2 separate regions of the Homo sapiens genome follow, and region 1 is linked to region 2. Evidence: chromatin loops called from intact Hi-C (ENCODE). Cell type or tissue: GM12878. All regions are shown on one strand. Links, peaks and the distances in the headings refer to the core of each region. The heading gives the core; the rest is flanking DNA.

Region 1 (8,536 bases), core at 537-8,536, 89 kb after region 2:
CTGCGACTGGTCCAGCTTCGTGCTGCCCTTGCATCCTGTCTACTGCCCGGGCTCAGGCACCTCCCCTGGCTGAAGGCAAGGAGCCTGCTCTTCCCTACTGCCTCCCTCCTTTCCTACTGTCCCTGGTCCCAGCCTCAGCCCACAGGCTCTGAACTTAAAGACCACCTGCCCCCTTCACCGAGAAAAGTAGCCAAGAAACAACCCAAGGAGCCAAGAACCTAGGGAGGGGGGGTGCCCTGAGCTCTGGAGGAACGGGACAGGGCTTTCCCCCAGCTAGAGGCTCAGGGGATGGGACAGAGATCACTGAGGCTGAATCTGGGCCAGAGGGTTGCCTCATTCCTTCCCACCTATTTATTTAAAAAGCTCCCCAGCCTTGCAAACCTCAGTGGGCGCCCAGCTCCAGGTCAGTTCCCGCCTAAGGAAAACCTAGCTGCCGCAAGCGAGGGCTGCCTGGAGAAGGCTGGCGCTGAGAGGCTGTCTGAATTCCAGAGCAGGGCTTGGCAAACTTTTTCTGTGAAAGACCAGACGGTAAATAACTTAGGCTTTATGGTGGTCTCTGTAGCAACTACTAACTCTGCCATGGTAGTGTGATAGCAACCATAGATTGTATGTAAGTGAGTCAGTGTAACTGGGTTCTAATAAATGATTTTTATGGCCACTGAAATTTCAGTTTCAAGGGATTTTTGGGTGCTACGAAATATGTTTCTTCTAACCATTTAAAATTGTAAGAAACCGTTTGTAGCCCAGGAGCTGTACTAAAACAGGAGTCAGGGACCGGCTGCGGTGGCTCACACCTGTAATCTCAGCAATTTGGGAGACCGAGGCAGTCGGATCACTTTAGGTCAGGAGTTCGAGAGCAGCCTGGCCAACATGGTGAAACCCTGTCTCTACTAAAAATACAAAAATTAGCTGGGTGTGGTAGCCAGGTGCCTGTAATCCCAGGTACTCAGGAGGCTGGGGCAGGAGAATCGCTTGAAACTGAGAGGTGGCGATCACTCCAGCCTGGGTGACAGAGTAAGACTCCATCTAAAACAAACAAACAAACAAACAGGGGAATACTGTACTTTCCTGAAACCTGCTGTAAATCCAGGCAAGGTATTATGGCACTTTTAAAGTCCTGACTAGATTGGAATGGATCTATTTTAGGGTAAGGCACGGTTCACCAGCAGATTATTCTGGCCCCAGAATAATCTCTCCAGAGGCAAACTGGTAGTCAATTGTCCTAAACTCAAACCCTGCCTCCAACTCTTGTCCTGAGTTGAGGTCTGTCTTCCTCTAAAGCCCTCAGCTGCAGCAGGGCCCTTAATCAAGATCTGGAATCCCCTGAAACCCTAAAGGGAGCCATGTTGAGGAAATGTGCATTTTCCCCAGGGAAAACGGCCATAGATTGGTCTCTGGAACAGGTTCGAGACCCAAAAACGGAGATCTAAATGCTGTGTGGTAGTGATCTTCACACTGGAGGTATGGATCCTTGGGGAAACAGGAAGATATTTCAAGTGATGCCGGCAGAGAGTGTTCTGGAAATCCATTTACAGACCTTTTATTTCCAAGTGTCCTCTTTGCTAAAACTGGGAGAGAGCCCCTGAAGGCAAGGGGGAACCTCTTTCCTCTCATTCAATCTGAACCTGAACCCATGGGTATAAAAACAATAGGGACAGCAAACAAAAAGACAAAACGGTAATAAATCGTTCATATCTGGCATTCTCAATTCCTCAAGGAAACTGAATTGAAGAGGAGAGGACTTCATGGGGATATCAACTGATGAGGTCTTAAAAATAATGTTGAGTGAGGCCAGGCGTGGGGGCTCACGCCTGTGATCCCAGCACTTTGGTAGGCCAAGGTGGGTGGATCACCTGAGGTCAGAAGTTTCAGACCAGATTGGCTAACATGGTGAAACCCCATCTCTACTAAAAATATAAAAATTAGCCGGGCGTGGTGGTGGGCACCTGTAATCCCAGCTACTTGGGAGGCTGAGATAGAATTGCTTGAACCAGGGAGGTGGAGGTTGCAGTGAGCTGATATCGTGCCACTGCCCTCCAGCCTGGGCAACAGAGCCAGCCTCCTTCTCAAAAAAAAAAAAAAAAAAGAAGGAAAGAAAGGGAGGGAGGGAGGGCTGAGTGATAGAGCACCATGGGATTGGATGCACAGAAAGGAGTGCGAAGAATTAAGTGGCATTGCTCTTAAAAACTGCCTCCATTCCCAGCTGCTTATTTGAGCAGGGTTTCCCAGCCCTTTGACCTATAAGAAACAAAAATAAGACCAGAATTAATGCTGAACCTTTTCTCAACCAAACAATATTCACTCATGAAAATATAAATCCATTGCGGGGGATGGGCAGTAGAGTACTGTTTATCACATTAAGAGATGCATTTCTGATACAATTTTACTTTTGATGTTTAACAATTACTTTTCATAATGTATAATACATTTGAAATGTTTTAATCAGTTGGGACACTAATAATAATTATGATTACTCAATCCAGAATAAATTTTTTTTTTTTTTTTTGAGACGGAGTCTCATTCTGTCGCCCAGGCTGGAGTGCAGTGGCGTGATCTCGGCTCACTGCAAGCCCCGCCTCCCGGGTTCACGCCATTCTCCTGCCTCAGCCTCCTGAGTAGCTGGGACTGCAGGCGCCCGCCACCACGCCCGGCTAATTTGTTTTTTGTATTTTTAGTAGAGTTGGGGTTTCACCGTGTTAGCCAGGATGGTCTCGATCTTCTGAACTCGTGATCCGCCCGTCTCAGCCTCTCAAAGTGCTGGGATTACAGGCATGAGCCACCGCGCCCAGCTCCAGAATAAATTTTTATAATATTCACAGATGTATGGGTCACAGGTAGTAAAAACATTTAATTTTTTTTTTTTTTTTTTTTTTTTTTTTAGACAGAGTCTCGCTTTGTCGCCCAGGCTGGAGTGCAGTGGCACGATCTTGGCTACTGCAACCTCTGCCTCCCAGGTTCAAGCAATTCTTCTGCCTCAGCCTCCCAAGTAGCTGGGACTACAGGTGCATGCCACCACGTCTGGCTTATTTTTGTATTTTTAGTAGAGATGAGGTTTCACCATGTTGGCCAGGCTGGTCTCAAACTCCTGACCTCATGATCCACCTGCCTCAGCCTCCCAAAGTGCTGGGATTACAGGCATGAGCCACGGCGCCCAGCCAAAATAAATAATTTAAATTTAAACTTTTTGTTGTTGTTGCAGAAAAGAATGTGAAGGTGATCAAGCATAAAAATGTATGTTCCCTTAGGATAAAATTCTGCCAGGTGGGGATGGAGATAGGTGTTCAACAAGAAAAAGAAACTCTGTATAATATCTGACTCTTTTTTGTTTTGTTTTCTTTATTTGAGATGGAGTTTCGCTCTTGTCACCCAGGCTGGGGTGCAGTGGCACAATCTCGGCTCACAGCAGCCTCCGCCTCTCAGGTTCAAGCGATCCTCCTGCCTCAGCCTCCTGAGTAGCTGGGATTACAGGCGCCTGCCACCATGCCCAGCTAATTTTTGTATTTTTAGTGGAGCTGGGGTTTTGCCATGTTGGCCAAGTTGGTCATGAGCTCCTGACCTCAGGTGATCTGCCCACCTTGGCCTCCCAAAGTGCTGGGATTACAGGCGTGAGCCACCACACCCCGCCTAAATACCTGACTCTTATAGAAAAGTTTGTTCATGTTACTGATGGTGGATATCAAATCATCATGGTATTTAGATTCCACTGGCTAGCTTTAAAAGAATGATATAACAATCTTATTTTTAGAGATTTTTTTTTTTTTTTTGAGACAAGGTCTCACTCCTGTCACCCAGGCAGGAATGCAGTGGCGCTATCATAGCTCATTGCAGCCTCAACCTCCCAGGCTCAAGTGATTCTCCCGTCTAATTTTTTTTATTTTTTTGTAGAGACGAGGTCTCACTTTGTTGCCCAGACTGGTCCCAAACTCCTAGGCTCAAGGGATTCGCCTGTGTCAGCCTCCCAAAGTACTGAGATTATAGGCTTGGGCCACACTGCCAGGTGTTATTTTTAAATCTCAATATTTATAAGTTGGAATATGTCTTTGGAGGTATTCAAATTTAAAATGAAATGTTTAGATAAGAACATACATGGGGAAATACGGCAGGAATCCAAAAACAAATGGCTGGCCTGCTTTTGTAAAATATTTTGTCTTGTTTGTTTTATTATGTTTTTGATAATATCTGTACATATTTGGGGGTACATGTGAGGTTTCGTTTTTGTGAAGTCTTGCGGGAACGCAGTCCTACCCATTAATGTTCACAGTCTCTGTGGCTGTCTCTGAGCCGCAGGGGCAGAGTTGAGTAGTTGTGGCAGAAACCATATAGATGGCAAAGCCTGAAATATTTACTACCTGTCCCCATAAGGAAAAACAGTGCTTGCCCTTGGAATAGATAGGTTTGTTTTTTGTTGTTGTTGTTTTTGAGACGGAGTCTCTCTCTGTCGCCCAGGCTGGAGTGCAGTGGCACGATCTCGGCTCACTGCAACCTCCGCCTCCCGGGTTCAAGCGATTCTCCTCAGCCTCCCGAGTAGCTGGGATTACAGGCACACACCACCATACCCAGCTGATTTTTATATTTTTGTGGAGACAGGGTTTCGCCATGTTGGCCAAGCTGGTCTTGAACCCCTGACCTCAGGCAATCGGCCCACCTCGGCCTCCCAAAGTGCTGGGATTACAGGCATGAGCCACCGCGCCCAGCTGGAGTAGATAGCTTTTTAAATTAACTTCTTACCGAAATATAACTTCATACAGAAAGGGGCACAAATCATTGAGTATGCATTTCCACGAATTTTCTCAATCTAAACACACTCAGTTAACCAGCGCCCAGTTGAAGAAACAGGATATGAGCAGCATCCCGGAAGTGCTTTCTGCACCCCGACCCAGTAGGCATAACCACCATCCTGACTTTCAACACCATTGACTAATAGTATATACTTTTTCACATTAATTTGGGGTACAAAACCAGGAAGAGTCGGAGTTTCTTTTTGCATTCTGCATTATATAACACCATTTTTGGTGTTTTAAATTTAGTCCAGTTTTCGAAAATGCAAATCAGTTCTAAAGTGCCCTACTTTGCTATAGACTCAACATTACTGTGATGCGCCCAGACCTAATTTTTTTTTTCTTTTTACAGAGAAGTTTCACTTCAAGTCATGGATGTCTAAGGTCAGTGCCCAACTTCTTCTTTTTGAAGTTTTTCATTTCACAAAGTTTCCTGTTATCAAACCAAACTGTCCCAGATTTGAGACAATGAAAAAGGGAATTTCCAACTTTGCCTAGTGGGGTCTTTCCAGAAGTTGAACTGGCCAAACACTGGGAAAGATGCAGTTAAGTAAATTCCTTCCAAATAGTGGTCCCAAGTGATTAACTTGGCTGACAGCCTTCCAAGCCCTGGGATTCATTTCTGTATTTTGTTTTCAAAGCACATTGTGGAGAATGTAAATTAGTACAACCATTGTAAAAAAAACAGTATGGAGGTTCCATCAAAAACTCAAAACAAAACTACCATATGACCCAGCAAGCCTACTACTGAGTATATATCCAAAAGAAAGGAAATTAGTATATTGGAGGGATATCTGCACCCTCATGTTTATTGCAGAACTAGTCACAATAGCCAAGATATGGAATCAACCTAAGTGCCTATCAATGGGTAAAGCAAATGTGGTGTATGTACACAATGGAATATTATTCAGCCATAACAAAGAATGAAATTCTGTCATTTGCAGCAACATGGATGGAACTGGAGGTCATTATGTTTAGTGAAATAAGCCAAGCATAGAAAGGCAAATATTACATGTTCTCACTCGTATGTGGGAGATAAAAAAGTGGATCTGATGAAGAAAGACAGTAGAATGGTGACTAGCAGAAGCTAGGAAGGGCAGGGAAGCAGGGATGAAGATAAACTGATTCCTGAGTACAAAATATTTTTTTTTTTTTGAGACAGAGTCTCACTTTGTCACCCAGGCTGAAGTGCAGTGGCACACTCTCGGCTCACTGCAACCTCCACCTTCTGGGTTCAAGCGATTCTCATGCCTCAGCCTCCTGAGTAGCTGGGATTACAAGTGTCTGCCACCATGCCCGGCTAATTTTTGTATTTTTAGTAGAGATGGGGGTTCGCCATGTTGGCCAGGTGGGTCTTGAACTCCTGACCTCAGGTGATCCACCCGCCTCAGCCTCCCAAAGTGCTGGGATTACAGGCGTGAGCCACTGCACCTGGCCCAAAAATAATTAGAAGAAATGAGACCAAGTGTTCAAAAAACAAGTAGATTCAACTGTAGTAAGCAATCATTATTTTGTATTTCCAAATAGCTAGTAGAGAATAATTTGAATGTTCCCAGCATAAAGAAATTTTTAAAGTAATGGATCTCCCAATGACCTTGATTTGATTATTACACATTATATGAATGTATCGAAATATTACATTTACCAAAAAAAGTACATCAGTTATATATCAATAAAAAATTATACACATTTGTTTTTAGAAAACCAAAGCACACTGTGTACTGGTTGCAGAATCAGTTGGGGAACACCAGTGCATGTGCTTTTGAAAAATGGTGATCTTTGCTGTAAACTTGACCCAGCACCAGCAGTGGCGTCCAGGAGTGCCCCACATGTGGCAGGTTTGTTCACCAGTGCCTCTTGGACCACATTCTGACTTTCACGCAGCTGCATGGTCTTCATTCTGGCCACAGGTCCCTGAAAACGGGGTTGTTTTGTAACTTCCCAAATTTCTCAGCAGTACCCCGCCCATTAACACAGATTTGGCCTGAGAATCATAGCAGAAAGAAAACCTTCATCTTTCCTCTTAGGAAAACAAAAAGGTCTCCCTCTAGGGAGCTGCAGCCTGTTTCCATGACTTGCTACTGGCGTGTTTTGTTTTAGCACCGTAAGACCTACAGTACGGAGGAGTACCACCACAGGCTGCAGACGTTTGCCAGCAACTGGAGGAAGATAAACGCCCACAACAATGGGAACCACACATTTAAAAGTACGTGGAACGCCTTCCTTCCTTCCTGGAAGGATGTCAGTTAGTGACCCAGCCCATGAAAGGGCCCGCTGGGGGCTGGTGGGTGGAGGGAGCAGAAGCCCAGGCTCTGAAGCTGTGTTTGGCTGACCTCAGATTGTGGCTCCGCTGTTACTCTCTGTGTAATGTGGGATCGTAAATTTGGGACAAAGCCGGTACCCCTCTGGGTGGTTGTGAAGTTTACAAGAGACTCTGTAGAAGCCCCTGCCCCATTCCTGCCATCTGAGGGTCCAGCCTGGAAGCCAAGGTCTGTCTTTGGATTGTTGCGGGGGGTAGGGGTTGCTCATGGGCTCAGAGCAGCCCCTGGGAGCATCTGCCTTCACTCCGGATTAATTTCACTAGAAACTCACATAGGCCGGGCGCGGTGGCTCACGCCTGTAATTCCAGCACTTTGGGAGGCCGAGATGGGTGGATCACCTGAGGTTGGGAGTTCAAGACCAGCCTAACCAACATGGAGAAACCCCATCTCTACTAAAAATACAAAATTAGCCGGGCTTGGTGGCGCATGTCTGTAATCCCAGCTATTTGGGAGGCTGAGGCAGGAGAATCACTTGATCCCGGGAGGTGGAGGTTGCGGTGAGCCGAGATAGTGCCATTGCACTCCAGCCTGGGCAACAAGAGTGAAACTCCATCTCAAAAAAAAAAAGAAACTCACACGCACGTCCAGCGTATTTTCTGAGGACTCTGAGAAATATTGGTAGTTGACTAAATTGGTAATAAAGGCATCAAGCATGAGCTGGAAAGAAACTTGGGCTTGAACCTCATTTCTGCCCAGTCCTAGCCTGTGACCTCCAGGGATGCTAACATGGGCAGTAAAGAGGAAATGAGCCCAGGTGTGGTGGCCCACACCTATAATCCCTAAAGACAGGGTCAGGAGTTCGAGACCAGCCTGGCCAACATGGCAAAACCCCATCTCTACTAAAAATACAAAACTTAGCCGGGCATGGTGGCAGGTGCCTGTAGTCTCAGCTACTAGGGAAGCTGAGGCAGGAGAATCGCTTGAATCCGGGAGGCAGAGGTTGCAGTGAGCCAAGATCGCGTCCCTGCCTCCAGCCTGGGTGACAGAGCGAGACTCTGTCTCAAAAAAAAAAAAAAAAAAAAGAAAAGAAAAGAAAAAGCAGAAATGATCACGCATCCCTGCTGGGGCTGTGTAGAGACCAAATTAGGCAGCAGGTGGGAAGGCCCCTGGCACCAGTGGAGTGGTTCTTTACCTAGCTATCCATCAGACTCACGAGGGGAGTATCTAAAAAAGTAAGTGCCCAGGCCCCACCCCAGACCAACTGCATTAGCATCTCTGGAGTACGGCCCGGACATCTATACCATTGAAAAAGCTCCCCAGGTATTTTGGCAGCACTGTAAGGGCTGATTGAATTATCTACTGAATTATATTAAATACAAAAACTTAAAGGAGATGGGTTGCAGTGGTTCTAAATACGACACAGGTAAACAGGAGGTTTCATCACTTTTTCTTGTTTCTTCATTAGTGATTCACTAACCATTTCTGTTTTGGTTTTTT
Region 2 (11,983 bases), core at 1,779-9,778:
GCAGAATTGCTAAAACAAAGAATCCAAACATGTGAAAAGCTCTTGCTTCATACATATTGTCCCATTGTTCTCCAAGATGGCTGCACTGCTCTAGTTCCACAAGCAACAGACAGAAGAACCTCCTGCATCTCACCCTCAACCTACACCAAATGTCTTTCTTTTTTTTTTTCACTTTCTTAATTTGGTAGATAAAGGTGAGTGTTGGTGTCATCTCCATGATGGAGGCAAAGAAAATGGCTTAGGGAAGTAAAGGAATAGCAAAGGCTGCATAGGTGGAGGGCACAGAGCAGACCCAGGCCTGGCTCTCCAGAGCTCCCTTGCCCTCAGGCATGGAGGCTTCCCAGGGGGAAGTAGGCACTATTATTTTTCTCAAGTCAAAGACCCGTGTTTTTCTCTAAGGTCAAAATAAGGTGTCCTTAGAAAGATGGGGTCCGCATATTCTGCAGTTGCATTGTTGAAGACATTGTCCGTCAGGTGGTCAGACACCCATCACATGAGCTACCCTCTAAAGTTGATTACAAGGAAACCATGTTTCCTTTCTTAAATGGGACTTATAAGAAGATGTTTTGGCCGAGCACGGTGACTCATGCCTTTAATCCCAGCACTGTGGGAGGCTGAGGCAGGCAGATCACCTGAGGTCAAGAGTTCGAGACCAGCCTGGCCAACATGGTGAAACCCCGTCTCTACTAAAATTACAAAAATTAGCCAGGTGTAGTGGTGCACACCTGTAGTTCCAGCTACTCGGGAGGCTGAGGCAGGAGAATTGCTTGAACCCAGGAAGCAGAAGTCGCAGTGAGCCGAGATCTCACTACTGCACTCCACTCCAGCCTGGGCAACAGAACGAGACTCTATCTCAAAAAAAAAAAAAAAAAAAAAGAAAAGAAAAAAGAAGAAGAAGATGTTTCAAGGCCAGGCACAGTGGCTCACGCCTTTAATCCCACCACTTTGGGAGGCCAGGGTAGGCAGATCACTTGAGGGCAGGAGTTCAAGACCATCCTGGCCAACGTGGTAAAACTCTATCTCTACAAAAAACACAAAAATTCAAAAATTAGCTGGGTGTGGTGATGCACACCTGTAGTCCCAGCTACTTGGGAGGCTGAGGTGGGAGAATCACTTGAACACGGGAGGCAGAGGTTACAGTGAGCCGAGACCGCACCACTGCACTCCAGCCTGGGCAACAGAGCAAGATTCCATCAAATAAATAAATAAATAAAGATAAGGAAGATGTTTCACATGACCCCATCCCAGCCTATCAAATCGTTGAAGGGCAGATTTGGGGAGATTGGTTGGGACTTGGGGGCACTGGAAAGGCAAAGTATATACCCAGGAAGCTTGAGACAGAACTATAGGCAGAAAGGGCCCCACCTGGTGAACTAGATAATGCAGAGCCTGGAAGCCCTGCTTGGACAATGGCAGATGAACGAAGGAGCAGAGACTCATGTGTCATATGGTAGGAAATCCCTGGAATCAGGAGGTCAGGAGACCCAGCCCCAGGCCGGCTGCTGACTTGCCCTGTGACCTCAGATAGGCCACTTCTGTCTCAGGACGGAGACTGCAGGAGGGAGGGTGGCCTCTTGGGGAGTGTCCTAGGCCATAGCACCATAGGGCACGGGGACAGGCAGAGGGAGGAACTGGGCAGCCTTCCAGCTGCAACAGAAGCCTCAGCCGACCCCACAGGAAGCTCTGGAGAAGGGGTGACCTCACACTGGTGTCCTGAATTGAAGCAGGAGGACAGACCAGGCAAGGCAGCTTCCTCCAGCTGAGGGCAATGCCTGGAGAGGGACCCAGCTGACAGCCATCGGCCACCAGCACTCCTGGCAGCTGGGGGGATCCAGGTGGCACCCCACAGCGCCCACTCTACCTCCTCTCTCTGACACTCCCATCACAAGTGTCGACTAGACAGGGCCCCACGTCTCTAAGAGTCTGTGATTCTAATGTGGTCCCAATGATGGGGGCCCACCTACTAGCACTGGATAGGGCAGTGGTACTGGAGTCATCCCCAAGAGCAGAGATGTCTCTGGGGTGGGGAACTTGAACCTGGCCCCTGGCCTCTCTGGGTGTAGCTGGGGGAGCCAAGGGCCTAGGGGATTCTGTCCCCACCAAGCTGCCCTAGCCACCCGCTGACTGCCTCGTCCTTCCAGCTGACCTATTTGACATCCTGCTGCCCATGCTCAACATCTACCAAGAGTTCGTCCGCAACCACCAGTACAGCCTGCAGATCCTGGCCCACTGCAAGCAGAACCGTGACTTCGACAAGCTGCTGAAGCACTACGAGGCCAAGCCTGACTGCGAGGAGAGGACGCTGGAGACCTTCCTCACCTACCCCATGTTCCAGGTGGCGTCCGGCCCTGCCTGGGTGGGGTAGAGTCAGGGAGGCAGGTGTGGGGGATGGACCATGGCGGTGGGGGCACAGTGCTTAACGCACCCCAGCTCTGGGCTGCCAAAGGGGGCGGGGGAGGTGGTCAGGGCCAGCAGCCGACAATGCTGGGTGCAGGGCAAGCTGACTGTGGGCCTGTCCACGCCACCTTTCTCTCCTGGCTCCTGAGCACCCCACCCCACCCTCAGCCAGAGCAGAGCCCTAGACAAGACCCTGGAAGAGCCTCCAAGTTAGAGTCTGTGACCAAAGGGCAGCCTATCTCCTTCCTCAGTTCTGCTCATGGAAGTCCTCTGGGCTAAAAGAACCATTTTCTCTCTCCCACCACCCCCTCGTGCTCTCTCTCCCCTGGCCCGCACCCCATGCTCACGCGCTCTCTCTCTCTCTCTCCCCCTTTCCCCCGCCCTCGCCACCTCTCTCTCCCTCCCTCTCTCCCTCCCTCCCTCCCTTCCTCTCCCTCTCCCTCTCCCTCTTTCTCTCTCTCTCTTGCTCACTCCCTGTCTGCCCCTGCCTTGCTCCCCGGCCATACTTCCCTGGCTCTTTCTCCACCCTCACCTCTCCCACCTGCCCGCAGATCCCCAGGTACATCCTGACCCTCCATGAGCTCCTGGCCCACACGCCTCATGAGCACGTTGAGCGCAACAGCCTGGACTACGCCAAGTCCAAACTGGAGGAGCTGTCCAGGTGAGGCCTGGCTCTTCAGTGCACCAGACCGGCAGACAGGGCAGGGCTGAGGGTGCCCCTCACCAGGAGTTCGCTGAACCCCTGACAAAGCTTGAGTTCAGATGGGGATTGTAAGGGAGGGGCACAGCTTGCCACAGCTCAAAGCAGAGGCCCCTGGAGTGGTCCTGAGGGGGTTACAACTCAAGCCCCGGTAGGCAGGAATAGTGGGTGCTGTGCTATCCCTGGCACAGATAGGGCCCGAGGGAGGGCCCTGGGCACTCAACACCTCCCAGGAGAGGGACTGTCCATGACTCCCAGGCACTCTCTGCTCTCCAGTGTCAATGTGTCAAAACCTGTGGCCATAGGAGGCCCAGAGGGGGTCCTGGGTGACAGGCCCTCATGTGCCCAAGGCTCTAGTTAACCAGAGGCAGGTAGTGGCAGTGGTTGGATAAGCACATGGCTTGTCCAATCTAGTGCCCCTGTCCTCTGGTCAAGGCCCCTCACCTGGCCCTCTTTCAGCCCCTGAAGCCCAGAGGGAAGCTTCCTCTGCAAGGGCAGACACAGGGGAGCACGGAGGGGGCTCTTGCAGCACCCCAGGCAGCAGATGACTGTGGTCATCCAGGAAGAGGTTCCAGGAAGAGGTTCAGGTCCTGGATGCATTTTGAAGGTGGAACCAACAGGATTTTCTGATGGATTTGATGTGGAAAGAGAAAGACTAGAGTCAAGGGTGATTCCAGGATGTGGGGCTGAGCCACCAGAGGGCGGAGGTGCCATCAACCGAGCTGGAGAAAACTGCAGGAGGGACAGGTCTGGAGGGGAGTTCAGGAGCTTTCTTGGGAGCATGTTGAACTTAGGTGCCAATTCAATGTCCAAGTGTAGATGACAAGAAGGGACTGGGGAATTTGAGTCTGGAGCAGAGGGGAAAGAGAAATCCGGCAATCATCAGCTTGCAGATGGTGTTTAAAGCGACAGCACTGGTGAGACCGCCAAGGGAATTAGCTTGGGCAGGAAAAAGATGAGAACCAGAAGCTGAGCCCGGGGGTATGCACCCTGTGAAGACCAAGAGATGAGGGAGGGCCTTGTGGTCAGAACTAGGCTGCCAAGGGCTACAAAGAAGGTCAGTCTGCAGGGCCTGGGATCCAGCCCCGGCCCTACCCAGGGCACTGCCAAACACTCAGTGCCCTAAAAGTCTTCCTGAGGCCGGCAAGGGGCAGCCAACCAGGCCACAGCTCCCAGCTGGGTGGAGGGAGGGACAGCACAGGGTATAGGCTGCCCCCGATCCTTCCATGACCCAGCCAAGTTGCACACCTGAGTGGAGAATCAGGGCAAGGATGTCATCAGGGTGTGATTGCAGAGTAACGAAACCACCAAGCAGGAAGGTGGAGGGACTCCAGTCCTCCCATGCCCAGGGATCCAAATCCCGCACACTCTTCCCCAAGGGAGAAGGTTTGGGACTCCGGTAAGGCAGCAGGCTCCTCCTTGCTGAGGGATATCCTATCCTGTTGCAAACAGAGCTGCAGGTGGCACATGGTGCCAAGGTATTTGACATAAGACCCTGATCCCTTATCCCCGGGATCCTAGGTGTATGGCCTACTCTTCCTTCCTCCCACCCAACTGCCTGTACCTGGCCCTGAACCCAGCCCAAGTGGCACAGAAGGTTTTCCTATCACCATGACAGCATCCCTTTAATTCTCCTTTCACGCTCCCACAAGCAGGAAGCCATTAGATAGCCAAACCCCTCCTAGGCTGCGCTCAGAAACACTCCCCACCTCTGGGGACTGGGCCTTCCTCCCACCTTTTTATCCTGACCCCTATATTCTCTGCTCGCTGATAACCCAAATCATCATTTCCAGGGCTCCCAGGAGCCTCGCGACCTTGAAACTCCCACCGCCTTCCCAGAGCTCCCCAGCTGTGTGCGCATATGGGTCCCAAACACAGACCCCCACCTGGGGCTGGAACTTAGAATGTGTAAACTGCAGCTGCTCAGGAAAACTAGTTTTGCTACCTTGGAATTACCCGCCTTGTGTTTTACCAAACACAGGCTTCCCCCGCAAAACCCCACCCTCATCAAGAGAAGTGGTTTTAATTACCATTGGCTATTTCCATAATGGATCCATCTCTAGGGAACTAGCATGTGTCCAGAGGTGCCTCCCTCTCAAACATCAAGCAGGGGTCTGGGCTTCCAAGAAGAGCATTGCTGGGGAAGAAAGGGGGAAACTGAGGCTCCCAAGGAAGAGACTCCAGCGAAAGGCCCTGGTCCATTTATTAAAGGGCTAGTCTAGTGAATTTAAGCCTAAAATGCATGTCCTCAACCAGGAAAGATAATAATAACTCTTTTGCAACCAATGATAATAGCAACAACAATCACCACTACCCTTTATTTAAGCAGCTGTCACATGCCAGGCATGGCATAGCATGCACGGGTACCTGAAATCCCTTTTATTCCACCTTTGCCCCAGCATTCTGTAGATGAGGAAACTAAGGATCAGAGGGATTGAGGAGTCTGGTCAATGTCATGCTGATTCAGTTAAGCACAGATCCAGCTCCGGAAGAGGCAGTGTCATCTTTGTTTTGGGGTTTAAATTGAATAATGTCTATGAGAGAAGTTTGTAAGCCGCACATATTAACCAGCCTTCTTGTTGGTCTTAACTGTGGAAATTCAGGCATCAGCAGCAGATAAAAGGTTTTGTACTTTGCTTGGAGTAGGTGGGGTACTTTTGCCAGAAGCCCCCCTTCCCCACTCCCCAGACCCTGCCACTGCCAAATTCCCCTCTACCTTCCCAAGACTCCTGGAAACCCACCAAGGCAAAATTGGCAGCTAACACCCACCTTTTCCCACCAACGCCATTTTGTAAAAGCTATTGGATGGCGCCATCTCTTGGAGAGGAGGGGTATTACAGCAGTCGGAGAGCGAAATAGGGGAGTTGTCTATATTCCCTCCCAGAAGGGCCAGAGCCTACAGAAGTAGGCTAAGGTCAGTCATCCCCTGAGCCAGCGGGATTGCCAGGTGCTCCAAAAGGTAAGCCATTTCAGGGCCCAAGCGATATTAAGGACACAATTATGCAAATATTTGGAGAAAGAGCATTCAAGAAGAAGAGACAGCAAGTGCAAAGGCCCTGAGGGAGTAATGAGCTTTGCTCTTGGGATGGGAATAAGGCTGGTAGAAGGATGAGGGTCAGGGTCATGAACACAGGATGTCTCCTGTGCTCCCATATCCTTCCCAGTGCTGAGCTGCACCTGCTGTCTGTTCTACATAGTTCAGACTGTAAAATCTGACAGATGTGCTTCATAGCTGCTGACTTCAGTTTTCTTTTTTCTGAAATAAGAACACTTGCCTCCTTGAGCTGTCAGAAGGATAAAATGAGGTCGTGCCTATGAAGTGCCCGGCATGCAGCAGGCACTCAGTAAATGCACACTCCCTTCCCCTCCATGACCACAGACTCCACCTGAGAATCCTTGTGCCAGGCTTTCTTCCTAGGTCTGGCCAGAAGCCTGGCATTCTCGCCTCCCTGGGAAGTAGGGGCAGCCTGTCTCTGACTGTGCAGTTTCCCATCCCCACAGAATAATGCACGATGAAGTAAGTGAGACGGAGAACATCCGGAAAAACCTGGCCATCGAGCGCATGATCATCGAAGGCTGTGAGATCCTCCTGGACACCAGCCAGACCTTTGTGAGACAAGGTATGGCCTCTGCACCCTGTCTCCCCTGCCCCCACCAGGTGGGCCCCAGCAGCGGGAGGGAGGCGGCACTCGGGGACGCCACCAGTTGGTTTGGCTGCCACATGCCAAGACCTGCCAATGTGATTGCAGAATATTCCCAGGCTGCTGGCGGAATGCAACAGCTATATGTAGATGTCAGTATCTATACATATAGATGCAGATATTATTGGTTTTCACAGTTTCCTTCTCTCCAGATGTAAACAGAATTCTACCCAGATGGCCTTGGTTTGTCTATTGTATGTCATAGTAAACATCGACATGTCCTTTTTGGGGAGAAAGTATGGGGCGGGGGATGAGGAGCTAACAGTTGTCTCTGTGAGTCAGAAGCGTTTTCAGTGTCTGGGAGGAGGTCAGTGTTGGGTCCATTCCCCTGTCCTTTCCTCATCATCCTCTGCTGCTTTGGAGAGACCATTTTCACAGTGGTTCTCATGGGTAGAAGGTCTTTCCCAAGCTTCAGCCTCGCTTACCTTGGGAGCAGTGTTTGAGAGGCACGGCCCCGTTGAGAGGGGTGGGTGAAGGCTCTCTGTGGCTCAGGGGACTGACATCAGAACTGCAATGCATTTGAAATTCATCACATTCAACTTCCATGTTTTGTGGGAGACTCAGCTCCTGCTGGCATGCCTCACAGGTGACCTCCACCTCAAACGGACCTCCAGAGTCCCTTCTCTGTAGCCCTGGGATTCTCTGCCTAACGAAATACTTGCCAGCGCCTCCCGCTGGCCTGTGCAGCTGCCTTGGACAAGGGTATCACCTTTTCGGAGTTTTGTCCCAGCCCCTGTGTGTGGTGGCCCCTACATCCTTCCCCAGGCCCACCCTGTGACCTGCTGAGCTCAGAGCCAGCCCTGCCTGTTTCTCAGCTCCCCTTGGGCTGTGTTGGGCATTCTCTGTGCCAGAAATATTCTCACACAGTATTTTAGGCCCCCTCTGAAGGAACCCCAAGTGGACCTGGCTTGGAAGTAGCCCAAGAAATGACCCCTCCTGGGGTGGGCAGTATCCCCACAGACCAGAAATCTGCTCCATCACCCTGAGTCAAGGCATTTTCTCCCTCTCCAGCCGGGCTGGACCTGGAGACAAAATGAGTGGATTCTGCAAGGCGTTTCTCACTTGTCAGTCATGCAGCCAGCACTGATACCTGCCCTGCTCATGCCAGACGTACAGGGGGTTCTGGGGACACTCAGAGAACAGCCTCAGCCCTGCCCTCCGGAAGCCTATGGTACAGAGGAAGAGAGTCATGAGGGGACAAACGCAGGAACACCAGGTGCCAGGTGGATCTCCCTGATGCAGGAGGCAGAGTGGTGGCCTGGAGCAGGACCAAGAGAGTCACGAGGGCTTTCCCAAGGATAAGCAGGAATTCACAGGGAAGACAGAGTGAAGGAAGGGCTTTTCAGAACTAAGAGTGACACTCAGGCTAACTTGACCCAGAACTACATGTGAGGCAGAAGAAGGGGACAATGGTAAGAGTGCAGGCTGGGAGGTGTGCCCAAGCCAGACCACTGGGAGGCCTCAAGTGCCTGAATCCTGGGAACAGTGAGGAGCTGTGGACCTCAGTGGGGAGGGGGCCTGAAGGGTATGTATTAGGGTGGGTACACCAGAGTAGGGCAGCAATGGCTTTCATGACAGGCACCTACTCTGCTCAGTAATGGCTTCCTAGAGTGCTGTGCTGAGGACTGAGAAGCTCTGTCTGGGCTCTGCAGTATGGTGCAGTGATTGATTGGTGATGCCTGCCATGGCTGTGGACAACAGGAGTGCAATGTATCTTTTTTTTTTTTTTTTTTAAATCTTAGTAGCTATCTTTTTTACAAGTAGGATGGGAGGCAGGGTTTGCCCTAAGTAGTTCCCAGCAGGAGTGCAATGTATCTTGTTAACCCCTCGGGGCCTGCAGCCAGCTCCCCACTTGTTCAGCTCCCTGCCATCCCCAGACCTCAGCCCAGCCCTTCATTCTCACCACATGGGCCATGCCCTTTGGGGTTCCTTTGCTTGCTTAGCCCCTAGCCCCTGGCTGGGATGTCAGTGGGCCCTGCATGGAGCTTCTCTGATCACCTCTCATCCCTCAGCCATCTGGCCCTGCAGAGAGGCCTAAAGGAGTATCCCAGGGGCACATTTGCTACTGGGAAACAGAATGGACTTGTCCCACTGCTGCTGCCCCAGCATCTCAACCTTCAAGGCTGGGTCAGAGGCAAAGGTCACCCCAGGAGATGGGCTCAGGGTCTCTCTCCTCCACCCACAGGTTCCCTCATTCAGGTGCCCATGTCTGAAAAGGGCAAGATCACCAGGGGGCGCCTGGGGTCTCTCTCCCTAAAGAAAGAGGGCGAGCGACAGTGCTTCCTGTTTTCTAAGCATCTGATTATCTGTACCAGAGGCTCTGGAGGGAAGCTTCACTTGACCAAGGTAAGGGCTACGGGAGAGGGGCTTGGGGGCTGCCCAGCTAGGGTCATGCAGGCGCTGTCCTGGCCAGAGGGTCTATGGGCCCAGGTGGTGGGCAGGGGTGTCAGAGACGTGTGCATGCACACACACACAGATATACACACAACCCATAGTTTGGCCAGCTGGAGAGAGCAGAACTTGACCGATTTTCCACTAGGGAAATCCTGGGAGATGGGAAGGTGAGAATCGAGGGCTTCAGATTCCCCACACTGGGCACCTGGGCAGAGGAGCCAGAGGGCCTGGACAGACCCCTAAAAGGCATGTGTGTGTGCATGTGTGTGTGTCTGTGTGTGTTTGTGTGTATGTATGTGTGGTGTTTTTGTGTCTGTGTGTTTGTATATGTGGTGTGTGTGTATGTGTATATGCGTGTGTGTGTATGTGTGCGTGGTGTGTATATATATGTGTGTGTGTCTGTATGTGTTTATATCTCTCTGTGTGTATTAGTCCATTTTCATACTGCTATGAAGAAATACCTGAGACTGGGTAATTTACAAAGAAAAAGAGGTTTAATGGGTTCACAGTTCCACATGGCTGAGAAGGCCTCACAATCATGGTGGAAGGCAAAGGAGGAGCAAAGGCATGTCTTACATGGCAGCAGGAAGGAGACCATGTGCAGGGGAACTGCCCTTTACAAAACTATCAGATCTTGTGTTACTTATTCAATATCACAAGAATAGCATGGGAAAAATCTACCCCCATGATTCAATTACCTCCCACTGGGTCCCTCCCATGACACATGGGGATTATGGGAGCTAAAATTCAAGATGAGATTTGGGTGGGGACACAGCCAAACCATATCAGTATGTATGTATGTGTATATGTGTTTGTGTCTGTGTGTGTGGTGTGTGTATGCATGTGTGTGTATATATTTGTGTATATGATGTGTGTATTTGTGTATAGTGTGTGTATGTGTTTGCCTCTATGTGTGTTGTGTCTCTGTGCATTTGTGTGTGTTCATTGTGTGTGTGTGTATGGTATATGGCATATGTATGTGTGTATATGTATTGTCTTTCTGTGTACAGGTGTGGTGGATATGTGTGTGGTATGTGTCTGTGTGTCTATGTGTATATCCGTGTATGTTTATATGTATGTATGTGGTGGGTGGGTGTGGTATATGTGTATATGTGTGTGTGTCTGTGTGTGGTGTATGTTTTTGTGTACATGTGTCTCTGTGTATGTATGTGTGATGTATGTGTGGTGTGTATATGTGTGTGTATGTGTATGTGTGTGTGTGTGTTTGTATGTGTGTGTGTGTGTGATGTGTGTATCTGTGTGTGTCTATGTGTGAGATATGTGTTTGTGTGTCTGTGTGTGTGGTATGTGTTTTTGTATCTGTGTGTGTGGTGTGTGTGTCTGTGTCTGTGTGTGGTGTGTGTGAAGGGCAGGGTAGAGGGCCTCCACTGGCTGAGGGCCAAGGCATCACTTGGAGCTTTTCTTTCATCTCCACCCCAAAGGAGCTCTGACAGAGCCCCTTCCAGTGACCTTCTCAGGTGTCCCCTCCTCCAGCACAGGAGACCTGGAGGCTGCTGAGCTGCTCCACACAGAGCCTCAGGACCTTGCGGCCCTGCATGAGACCCTGATGCTCAGCTAACCAGCTCATCCCTAAAGGGGGAGGGAATGAGCATCTCAGACCCCCTCCTGACTCCTCATAGGCCGAGGGCCTTTGCTCATGCTGTCTGTTCAGCCACACAGCCTCCTCTCCCCTGGCAGACCACCTTAACATGCCTCAAGGCCTGTTCAAGTGCTACCTCTGCTGTAAAGCCTGTGGCCTGGGCAGGATCTCCTGTCCCCCGACACAGCCCACTACTTGTCTCATTGCTGTGAGCTCAGCATCAGTCCCAGCTCCATCCCTCACACACATGTGACCCTGGAAAAGACTCCTGCCCCTGTCCACACTTCCTCTATCAAATAAGGACATTGACCCTCACAGAGACATTGCACAGATAAGTTAGCAGTGAGCTCACAGTGGATGTGGATTTGCTGTCAATTAGGAAGCACTTGCCTCTGTAAGCTACAGTCCCTCCAGCCCTGCATTCATCACCTTGGAAGCCTGAACACACTGTGGCCTGGAAAGGGCCAGAAGGTGCTTTTTTTTTTTTTCCCCAAGACGGAGTTTCAGTCTATCGCCCAGACTGGAGTGCAGTGGCGTGATCTCGGCTCACTGGGAACTCTGCCTCCTGGGTTCACCCCATTCTCCTGCCTCAGCCTCCCAAGTAGCTGGGACTACAGGAGCCCACCACCATGCCCGGCTAATTTTTTGTATTTTTAGTAGAGATGGGGTTTCACCGTGTTAGCCAGGATGGTCTCGATCTCCTGACCTTGTGATCCGCCTGCCTCGGCCTCCCAAAGTGCTGGGATTACAGGCGTGAGCCACCGCGCCCGGCCCAGAGGGTGCTCTTAATTAAGCCACAGCATCAGATAAACCATTCTTCCAGACCCTGGATGCCTGGCCCATAACCTCCTGCAGAGCTAACATACCCAGCAATGGCTTCAGGGAATATGTTGCTTATGTTCACATGGCCACAAATTAGCTGGTTGGCTGCACAAGGGGAAATTAATTTACAAATATTGAATACTTCTGTTTTAACCAAATTATGTGTCAAGGAACGCTTTCATTATTTATTAGCTCTGGAGTTTCTACTGATAAGATCTCTGTCTAGGCTGGGGGTGTGGCGGGGGTCAGTGGAGGCAGGTTAAACTGAAGACACGAAGGCTCTGAAAATCCAAAAGCATGTTTTTATGTTAGTTTTATTTTATCTGGAGTTTTCTGTTTGTTTGCTTGTTTGTGATTAGTTTTTTTGTG

The links. Peaks named below come from ENCODE experiments on the same cell type or tissue, not always from the same donor. Only the 100,000 strongest peaks of a DNase experiment are listed, where the experiment ranks them.
Region 1: a loop joins it to region 2, with 2.5 times the contacts of the local background. A loop is called at or near these places in 2 of 110 quality-filtered maps.

The regions. Positions count from the first base shown.
Region 1 is chr15:78,935,766-78,944,301 of GRCh38, reverse strand. CTSH (cathepsin H) reads left to right here. Exons shown (of 12, transcript NM_004390.5): 2 at 5,131-5,162; 3 at 6,879-6,984. Among named protein-coding and RNA genes, the nearest start is that of CTSH, 5.0 kb to the left of the region's middle. RefSeq lists enhancers at 1-63, 524-573, 1,004-1,053, 4,679-4,938, 5,049-5,148 and a silencer at 1-135. In GM12878, for the core only: no CTCF peak of the experiment used is centred there; a DNase peak (open chromatin) is centred at 4,951; H3K4me3 peaks cover 6,346 bases; H3K27ac peaks cover 7,387 bases.
Region 2 is chr15:79,022,475-79,034,457 of GRCh38, reverse strand. RASGRF1 (Ras protein specific guanine nucleotide releasing factor 1) reads left to right here. Exons shown (of 27, transcript NM_001145648.3): 7 at 2,142-2,335; 8 at 2,949-3,058; 9 at 6,599-6,717; 10 at 8,984-9,144. Among named protein-coding and RNA genes, the nearest start is that of RASGRF1, 62 kb to the left of the region's middle. In GM12878, for the core only: CTCF peaks have their summits at 3,810 (motif pointing right), 5,911 (motif pointing left) and 9,019 (motif pointing right); no DNase peak of the experiment used is centred there.